Linked DNA regions of Homo sapiens: region 1 is linked to region 2. A link is a contact called in ENCODE Hi-C data. All regions are on one chromosome and are shown on one strand. Each heading gives the region's core, a stretch centred on a gene start or an enhancer-like site at or near the end of the contact. The rest is flanking DNA. Distances are from core to core; before and after follow the strand shown. Region 1 overlaps GDF10 (growth differentiation factor 10). Region 2 has its middle 120 kb from the start of GDF10.

Region 1 (4,527 bases), core at 1,607-4,106, 130 kb before region 2:
CATGTTTAGCAAAAATAGAAAGGGGGCAGTTGAATGAGAAGAAAATGAGGGATGGAATATTCAGAAGAAAGGGACTTGGAGTTTTATTAAGCCCCAATATTTTTACTTATTTTGCTATTAACTTATATCCTGTCATGTTCCAAAGAGAATTAGACATGGCAAACCAAGCACTAAAGTGCAGGCCAGTTTGCGCCAGCCCAGCAACCTATAGCAGCTTGAAGGGAACAATTTGGTCCCATGTCCAGTTCCTGTGGGAGTAAGGGAATAAGGTGGTGAGTGTGGAGGACCATCCCACCACTCCCCTGACCTCTGTCAGCAGGCAGGGCCATGTGCCCAGCAGGTAGGGGTCCCCACGGCAGCTGCTCACGCATGTGTCCCAGGGTCACTTGGAGCACCTCATAGGAGATGCTGAGCAGAAGCTGCGGAGCTTCACCCTGGCACCCTCGCATCCCCCTCACCTACCAGTTCTGGCTAATCATTCTCCAGTTTCAATGGCTTCGCCTCCAGGAGTTGCCACTCTTCGGATGCTACCTAGGCTCCTGGAATCACTGTGGCTGCCTGGGCAGAAGGCCAGGGAACTGGGACTTTACATCGCCCTTCCCAGGGCAGCCAGAAGCCAAGAGGCCCTGAACACCCAGCTCCCTTGCTCGAGGCCACACTGCCCTGAGGAGTAACTAAGCTCCAAAGCTCCCCACAGGATTGCTCCCAGCCTGCTTTTCTGCTTCACCTCACCCTTGCCCATGTCTCCTGAGAGCACTTCCCCATATATCCCTTGCACAGGAATCCTGGTCTCCAGAGCCCAGCCTAAGGCCCAAGACAGACACCAGAGCTGCTTCTCTCCTTGGACATCCCCTCTTAGAAAACCACTATGGCTTTGCAGTTTCCTCTAAGACTTGGGGCCACGTCATCTGTAGGTCCCAGCTGATGGGACTGCTATATATACACCTGTCTCAAATTGGATCCAGATTCTCTTTCAGAAATGCTGGTTAAGCAGCTTCAGGCACTCCATCATAAGGCAATGTAAACGAAGGGCATAAGGGAACAATTTGGGGTGGCTTGGGTGATCCTTCTACACACAAGCAAAAGAGAAGCAGGTGCAGGAGACCACATGGCCCGTCCACTTCCTCATGAGTCCTTGGACCTCAGGAGAGACCCCTACTTATGTTGAATCTCTTGCTCCATGAATTACCAGAAGTAAAAGATCTCTGACCAGGCAACCATAGATGTTTTTTTAAACACCCCAGGCACCTCCCAATCAATCCATGTCCCTGAGGCTAGGGGATGAGGAGAAACCCCGAGAGGCCACTGTCCCTGTCTGGAGCCATGTCCATTCTCAACATCAGCCTAGCTTGGGTTTGCAGGAACCAGTAGTGGGACAGGCCCCTGGAAAGCATGGGAAAGCCTGGGTTTCTGGAGCCTGGGACAGACACCAGGGAGTATGGAGATGGCTTAGGGGACTCCAGCGACCCTAAAAGAGGCTGAGACCCCAGCAACCACCAGATGGTGTACTTACAGATGGGGAGCCAGTGAGATTTTGAAATGGGTGACATTCAGTTTTTCAAGATACCACTGTACCTTTAATTTATTAGCTTTCCATAAAAACACATAACATACACAATCTACAGTATAGAAAGTATAATTTACAAAAATATAAAATCTTGGTTATTTTTTAGTATTCCCACGTTACTATATGTGTTATTTCAATATGCATGTTTAAACAACCCACACTCAGCATGACTATCTCTGTGGGGAATGGTGTCAACGCCCTCCCTTTTTGTTGTTTTAAAATAAAATATATATATTAAGAAAAAGAAACCAATATTGGCTACATGTGCATACCATATGGATAAAAGCTCTGCAGTGGACTTTGAAAGGAAACACTCATTTACACCACGATTATCCTGTTTTCCAAAATCACTATGTGGCCCAAAGTGTTCTGAACTGAGCATTTAAACAGAGTTCTTTCCGTGTGCAGGGAGCGAGCGCCCTAAGATTTGCATAGTCTTCTTGCTCAGTTATGAGATGATGATCACATCAAGCCAATGTTGTGGATATGTTTTGTTTTCAAGCCTTCAGAACAGTGGGTATGAATGATGGGCCACTTTCAGGCCAGGGCTAATTCCCAGATTCCTTCAGGTACTCAGGCTGGCATTTAAGGGGCTAGTCACTAGCAATGAAAGACCCCCTAATGATGCACTGGCGGACAGCTCTCTCTGGGCCCCAGTGATGTTGCCCATGAGCTGTGCTCTGTGTCTGCAGCTGCACCACAAGTCCTGGTTGCAGAAGGCTCCGAGAAGGCAGCTCTGCTGGGCGTGGCTTCTTTCCACCCTGGAGTGGTCTCACCGGCAGGCACAGGTGTCCACGGACATGTTGGGGTACACCTTCAGAACCACATTCCGATTCTCATCCAGGAAGAGGACCCCAAGGGAGTTCATCTTATCGGGAACACAGCAGGGCTCTGGGATGCCAGGGATGATGCCCACAGCCCTGACAATGCTCTGGATGGTGGCATGGTTGGATGGACGAACGATCTGCAAGGCAGAAAAGGAGTAGGGTTACCTCAGCTCCGCCCTCACCCACCCACGCACCCATGCCATCCTCACAGTCCCAGGCCATACTGCTCTGCTGTTGTTCCCCGGCTGAGGCCACAGAATAGGCATCCACCTAGAGGAATGGACGAGATCCCAAGGCGGGGCACACGGTTCCTCTAAAATCAGACATACGCTGAGTTCCGGGCTGAGGTCTCCAAGAGCCCCCAGGCCTTCCTGCCCTTTGGCTTCCCTGAGGCACGCTGTGTCCCCAACACGGCAGGGCCACATGGGGGCGCCTGAGTGTCACACATCCCCGCGGAGCACCAGGAAGCAGGCAGAAGCTGCCCAGAGGGAAAACCCAGCGAGATGCCAGCACAGCCCTGGTCTCGCAGTCTGAGGAGGACAGGCATGCTTCTCACGAGGTTGTGCTCTTGTCACTGAAGGGAAGGCCTGGCATGTGCGTGGCAGTGTGACAGGCTGGACATTGACATTTCCTAGGGGCTGCTCTCCCTGCATCACCCCCTTTTTTTTGTCAGCTTAGCAATTTTATGGGGTGGGTATTACCTGGACTTTACTGGGAAGACACCGAGGTTTAAAATGACTGAGTAACTTGACCAAGACCCCTAGTTAGAAAGTGACCTGGCTTGGAAAACTGTGCCCACCTCTGACAAGATGAACCAACCGGGTCATCCACTTCAGTGCATCACCAGCCAAACAGAGATTTGTATATGTAGTGCTGTTGAGGAGGAAGCCCTCTTGTGTGGGTGTGGTGGGAAGGGAGCAGGGCAGGGACACCTGCCTTTGCAGCGTTCTGGCTGGTGTCCCGGAAGGTGGGGAGGCAGCAAGCCAGGGTGATAAGCTAACCGCATGGCCAACCAGCTGCAAGCCTTCAGGGTTCCGGGCTTGCATCTGCCTGGGTCTTTGCTAGGCCCTTTTAGCAGGCTCCGTCTCTATGTCAGGCACCTCCCTCTCTCTTGCACATGCACGGTTTTGAGGAGAAGTTTTGAGGAGAAGCCATTTAATTCCCAAACACGTTACTGCTGCCCCATGTCTGGGTCTGGACTTCCCCAGCTGGCTGATTATTTAAGTTCAAATTGGATTTATGCACTGACTTTCTTTTCTTGGAGGGAAAGGCATGACCTGCCCTGGGCAGAGTAACTAAGCAGGAAGAAACTGTGTGCTGAGTGCCGAGGGCTGACATCACAAGCAGCCAGGCTGCTGCAGAGCAGGCTGCAGGGAGAGGGATGGACTCAGCCACAGCCCAGTCTGGAGCGAAGGTGAGAACTGGAAATCCTTAGGCTGGTGCAACAGACAGAACAGCCCAGTGCTGTGTGTCCTGCAGACCCTGTGCACAGTGAAGGCCTATTCCCTGTGGATTCCTGCCCTGAGCTGCAAGGAGGAGGGAATCTACAGTGGGAGAGCTGCTGAGGCTAGCACTGTGCTAGTCACAGATTGCCACACTCTGGGGTCCAGGCTGGGAACAGAAATGAGAGCCTTGGTCAGGAGGGAGCTTCTGGGACCTGCCGTGTGTACAGGAAGCAGCATCTACTCAACCTCTGCAGATAGTTGCTATGTGGGGATGCGTTTCTAAAGACATGGATTCTCCTGCTTTTCAAAAGAATGTTCTCATTTTAAAGTCCCAATTCAACCAAGCCAATACTTCAAAAAACACAGCCAAACTCACACATATGTGGGCGGCAACTACCCTACGGGCTGCCACTTGGTGACCTATGTCTACCTATTTCCTGCCTGGAATAGATAGGAAGTACTGTTATTCCCATTTTGCAGATGGGGAAACAGAAGTCCTGCAGGCTGAGGAACTTGACGGTAGCGGCAGAGCTGAGCCTTAGAATTTGGCAAAAGGCGGAAGAAACCCTACCTTAGGCATGGGGAACTCACATGCTCCCGCGCAGTAGTAGGCATCAAAAGATTTCGGTGAGATTATCCATTCATTCCAGCCGATGTCTGCGAAGTCCACCTTCAGGTACCTCCGGGA
Region 2 (4,597 bases), core at 1,090-3,589:
ACACTGTCTGATTCTATTTATATGACATTCTGAGGAAGGCAATACTATAGAAACAGGGAGATTCAGGTTAGGGGAGAGGTTTGACTACAGTGGGGCATGTTCAGGAAATATTCTATATGGACATAGATGATGAAATATTATTCCAAATATAATAGGTGGAAATACTCTGTATCTTGATTATGGTGGTGATTACATGGCTATATATATTTGCCATAATTCATAGAAGAGTACATCTAAAAGGACAAATGTTATGTATGTAAAATTATACCTTAATAAATCTGAGTTACAGAAACTACCTAGCTCAGCAGATGCTCTTTGAGAGTGAGTGAGCCCAAGCTTCACCCTTGTAGGTTATGTAAATGCATAAACCTCTGTGAAAACAGTGATTCCTGACTGTCGCTGCAAGTTACCAAGCTGAAGGTGAGCGGCAAGAGAGCTGCAAGGTGTAGCAGGAGAAAGTGTGCCAAAGCGCAGAGAGGAAGGTGGGGAGGGGCCCAGGCGGGAAAGGAGTTAAGGTGCAGCAGGGCTCAGAGCCCTGCACCTCTGGAGTGGGTGTGGCCTGCCTAGAAGAAGCAGTAACCAGGTGGTGATGGAAACAGTATCCCTGGAGAGAGGGGCAGGTAGGGGCAGGACAGGGGTCGGGGCCCTGGCTGGGGTTCAGGAAAGACCCAAGATTGCCAACACAGCAAGAATAGCCGATCTCAGGGGTGGAGGCTGCAGCACAGTTGGGCTCATGGCCCCCGGTGAGACCTGCACACAAGCACTCAGATCCGGGGACCTGGGCCAGGCACTACTGGGCACCAGATGAGGTGCTGTCCACTCAGGAGACCGGGTCGTCCTCCCCACTATGAGCGTGAGAATGGCATGCAAGAGGGCAAGGGCCCGCAGCTGTTACTTCACCCAGGACACAGTCCAGGGCTGTAGCCCATGCTTTGCCCTGTGTGTTACAGTCCATAGCTTCTCTGGTGCCCAAGGTGGCCCTGTGCAACCCTATCTCAGGCAGCAAGATGTATTCTGGGCCCCAGGTCGTGTCCCTGGGGCACCTCGATGTGGCCCCCTCCAGGCAAAGTAACCCAGACACAGGGGGTTGGCTGGTGGTCAGAGAGGTGTTGGCCTCTGCAGCCATCTGACTCCAGCATAGCGAAGTGGTGACATCTGTCACCCCTCTGCAGCCTCTGGCCCTGGTTTTCCAGCTGCACCACTTGAGGATGCTGCAGAGCCATGAGGTCAAAGAAGTAATCCTTTCCCTCTGAAGTGAGGACCTGGAAAGTCCACATTTGCTGGAGAGCAGGGGAGGCCTCTGCAGGATGGTTACGCCACCTGTCACCAAACGGTCCAACCCAGCCCCAGTAGGGGTGTGGGCAGAGCAATTTGCTCCCTTTGAATATCTAGTTCTGTAGCCTGCAGTAGCTTAGGGAGTGGCCCAAGGGGGTTTCCCTAGTTAAGTCCTGCCGGTTCATCACCCAAGACTCAATATGCATCTGGCATTAGGCACAAGTGGTGAGCCCAAAGAGGCATAAAACAAGGCCAAGGCCTATAGGCAGACTTACCCACTGACTGGAGATAAAACATACTGAGGGATGATCCAGCTGCCTGGTGCCCATCCCTGGGAAGGGCAGGTGGCTCTCTCTGAGGGTGGTGGGCCACTGCACTGCCAGTGAGTTTAGAAGACATGGCACCTCAGGTGCTGGGAGCACTTTCTGTGTTCTTTCCTCTTCTTGTGGCTTGTCCTGCACCTGCACCTCCAAAGGCTTTATTTTCGTTGTATTTCATTGCTGGGCTCTGCTCTAGGGTGGGGCCTGTTTAAGAGGTGCCTGTTCCTTGGCACCAAAATTGTTCTGGGCCTGCTCATGTGGCATCCGCCTCATTGTGCACTCCCTGGGGACCGCTCTGCCTCCAATTTTGTCCCTCACCCTGACTCCTCTGTGTGAGGCCCTCTGCCCTCCAACCACAGAGGTGCTGCCCCAGTTTGCCCCTGGCTCCTTGGCTCCAGGGAGAGGCTGTGCTTTGCATGTTGAGTTGATTCCTTCAGCCTTACTGGAACGTCATGTACCCGTCCTGACAGGATTTCATGACTCAGAAATGTGAGGTCTTCTTTGGCTGCAGAGCCCTGTGTAATGAAAGAAGCCTGGGAAATATAACCTGTGATAGGCTAGGACTTCTCCAAACCTGGACAGTCCCTCAGCAAAACTACAAAGCCAATTGTGAAGTCCCGGCAGTTTGTGGTCGTGGCTGCTCTGTTTGCCACATACAGCCAGCCGTACCTTCAGAGCTGTAGGCAAATGGACGGAGGGACCGGTGCTGACTCTTGCAACTGGGTTTCATCACGGCAGTGTGCTCCAGATCTCTGGGCATCTGGAACGAATGTGTAAGGAGTGAGGACAGGGAACTGCAGCCTTTGTCAGCTCCCTCTGCCCAGGTGGTGGGTTGGGGAGGCCCAGCGGTGCCAGGTTCCGAGGATAACTTCTCTGCTGCTAGACTTTGATTATGTCAGAGTCTCCTGGCCAGACTCCCTATGTGAGAAATGGGGTGGGGATGTCATGGGACAAGTCCAGCCACCAAGCCCTCTAGGTCCAGGGTCTGCCCACATGGGGGACACCTGGAGGCCAGATGTGTGCCCACAGGGCACCTGGTGAGATGGGAGGGTGAAGAGAAACTCTTTCTTGTGTGAACTATGTCCTCTGAGTGCGGCGAACCCCCATCCAAGCCTCTTCAAATATTTACATGTCTACCTAGGCTTGGACAGCTGTTTGGCAAGGGAGGCAGTTGGTCAACCTCCATATGCTTTCTAACTTGAAATAGTGCAGATGAGCTGGTCCTTGTTAAATGAATTAGGCTCTTACTATTTGAGTCCAAAACCTGTCTGGCTCAAGATATCTGGTCCTTCACTCCCAGACACTTGAAGATCCATGCAGTGTTTCCCTACCCTCAGCCATCCAGTGCCAATGTCCAGCCATTTATAATTTACTTAATATTTTCTTTAAATTGATCCACTCATACTGCCTACATAAATAGAATTTAAAAGGAAACTTTATACCACAAGTATAAATAGGAAACTATTAATACTTGCCATAAGTAGAAGGGAACTATATTTTAAAATACAATGAAAATAAAGCAAGTTTATTAAATTCTAGCAGGACACTGTTTTGCCAAGTTTCTCAGATTGAAACTGTTCTCTCTTTGTTAAACAGTGAAATTATCATGTGTTAGAGCAGTGTTACAGACATGCCTTTGGGAATCTAAAGAGAACTAGAAAGAGAATCACATTCACATTACAAAAGTCAGTGTTATTTTATTCATTCAGTTACTAAATACCCAGCAAGTGGTTGAGTGGAGTGGATAGTTCTTAGGACTACAAAGGCAAAATTAAATATAATCCTGTTTCCTTGTAGAGCTCATGATCTAGCAGAGAAGACTGACAAGGAACAAGTAAATAAATTTTAAAAAATCAACTTCAGTTTGTGGGAAGAAAAGAAAGCAAAGTATGTGCATAGAGAGGAGTATATTTTGAGTAGGTGTGTGTTGCAATGTGGGGACTGCACCTAGAGTGACCTTCATACTGAGTTTGAGACTCCAAATGGATATTTGAATGGTGACCTGAACTGGGTCTATGTGGAAAGGCTGGGGCTGAAATGATAAATTTAGGGATAGCAGTAGCATAGATGGTGTTCGAAGCCACAGGCCCAAATGCCTAGGTGGCACACGTGCATGAAGGGTGGGATCTGAGGGCTGAGCCCTTGGTCCCCCACATTAACGAGTCAGGAAGGAGAGAAGGAGCCAGCCAGGGAGATGAAGACAGGCAGACCCCTGTGGTCTTCCGTGGTTCTGTGGAAACACAATGAGAGTGCTTGGAAAGGATGGAGCGATTGACTAAAAAACGTTGCTGAGGCATTGAGTCAGATGAGGACCCTTGGGTTTGACAAGATGGCAGCACTTTTGGTGGGACAGTAAGAGTGAACACCTCATTGGAGCGGGTTAAAGAGAGGACAGGGAGCGAGGAAGGGGAGACAGGGAGCACAGTCTTCTCTTGACTTTTTCAATAACAGTGCTGGTGTTGAAGAACTCATCTGCCTGCAGCAGCTCATGAGCCACTCGAAATCAAACTGTGGATCACATGGCCTGAAAATCCACCCTGGATACCCAACCCCTGAGACAGGTAACACCCCCAGGAGGGTGACTTCTAGGTTAGTTTTCCCCCAGGAAGGGTCTTTCCTCTCTGGGAGCTGGGGACCCGGGGGCCCGCACTCAACACAGACGTGTATAGCAGCAGGGCAGGCCCATGCCAGGGCCACACGGCCGCACACAACCCGGGCCCTTATCCCAGAGCACAGTGAGGCGCCGGGCTAGTCATGCTGCAGCATGGATATTTATTGATCTTGATTCACACGATCCAAGAAAAGCTTGGCCACAGAGCCTTTGGTTCAATCACAAGGATATGGGGGTTGGGCATGGGCGAAAGAGAAGGAAATGGAATTTAAAGGAATCTGTCTTTAAGAAAATAACTCTTTGTAAACCTGATTTATGGGAGCCTGTGCATGCAATAGTGAAATGCTCTGTAACTCCTTGGAGGTGGTGTGAATAGGGGTTCTGTTAGCCA

The links. A loop is a pair of places that touch in the nucleus more often than their neighbours do. Pooled maps may share reads with other maps.
Region 1: a map of naive thymus-derived CD4-positive, alpha-beta T cell shows a loop between it and region 2 (5-fold over the local background). The contact joins two enhancer-like sites. A Hi-C loop is called at or near these places in 3 of 168 maps with a recorded cell type or tissue (naive thymus-derived CD4-positive, alpha-beta T cell, posterior cingulate gyrus and transverse colon) and 4 of 50 pooled maps.

What each region holds. Positions count from the first base shown.
Region 1 is chr10:47,310,605-47,315,131 of GRCh38, reverse strand. GDF10 (growth differentiation factor 10) reads right to left here. Exons shown (of 3, transcript NM_004962.5): 2 at 4,411-4,527; 3 at 1,555-2,531. The coding sequence ends at 2,340. Among named protein-coding and RNA genes, the nearest start is that of GDF2, 9.6 kb to the left of the region's middle. RefSeq lists enhancers at 2,753-2,902, 2,703-3,203, 4,302-4,527. Within about 2 kb of position 2,856, at least 4 of the 41 ENCODE cell types and tissues checked have a DNase peak (open chromatin) inside an H3K27ac peak, as active enhancers do.
Region 2 is chr10:47,181,298-47,185,894 of GRCh38, reverse strand. No RefSeq gene overlaps it. Among named protein-coding and RNA genes, the nearest start is that of GDF10, 120 kb to the left of the region's middle. Within about 2 kb of position 2,339, at least 3 of the 41 ENCODE cell types and tissues checked have a DNase peak (open chromatin) inside an H3K27ac peak, as active enhancers do.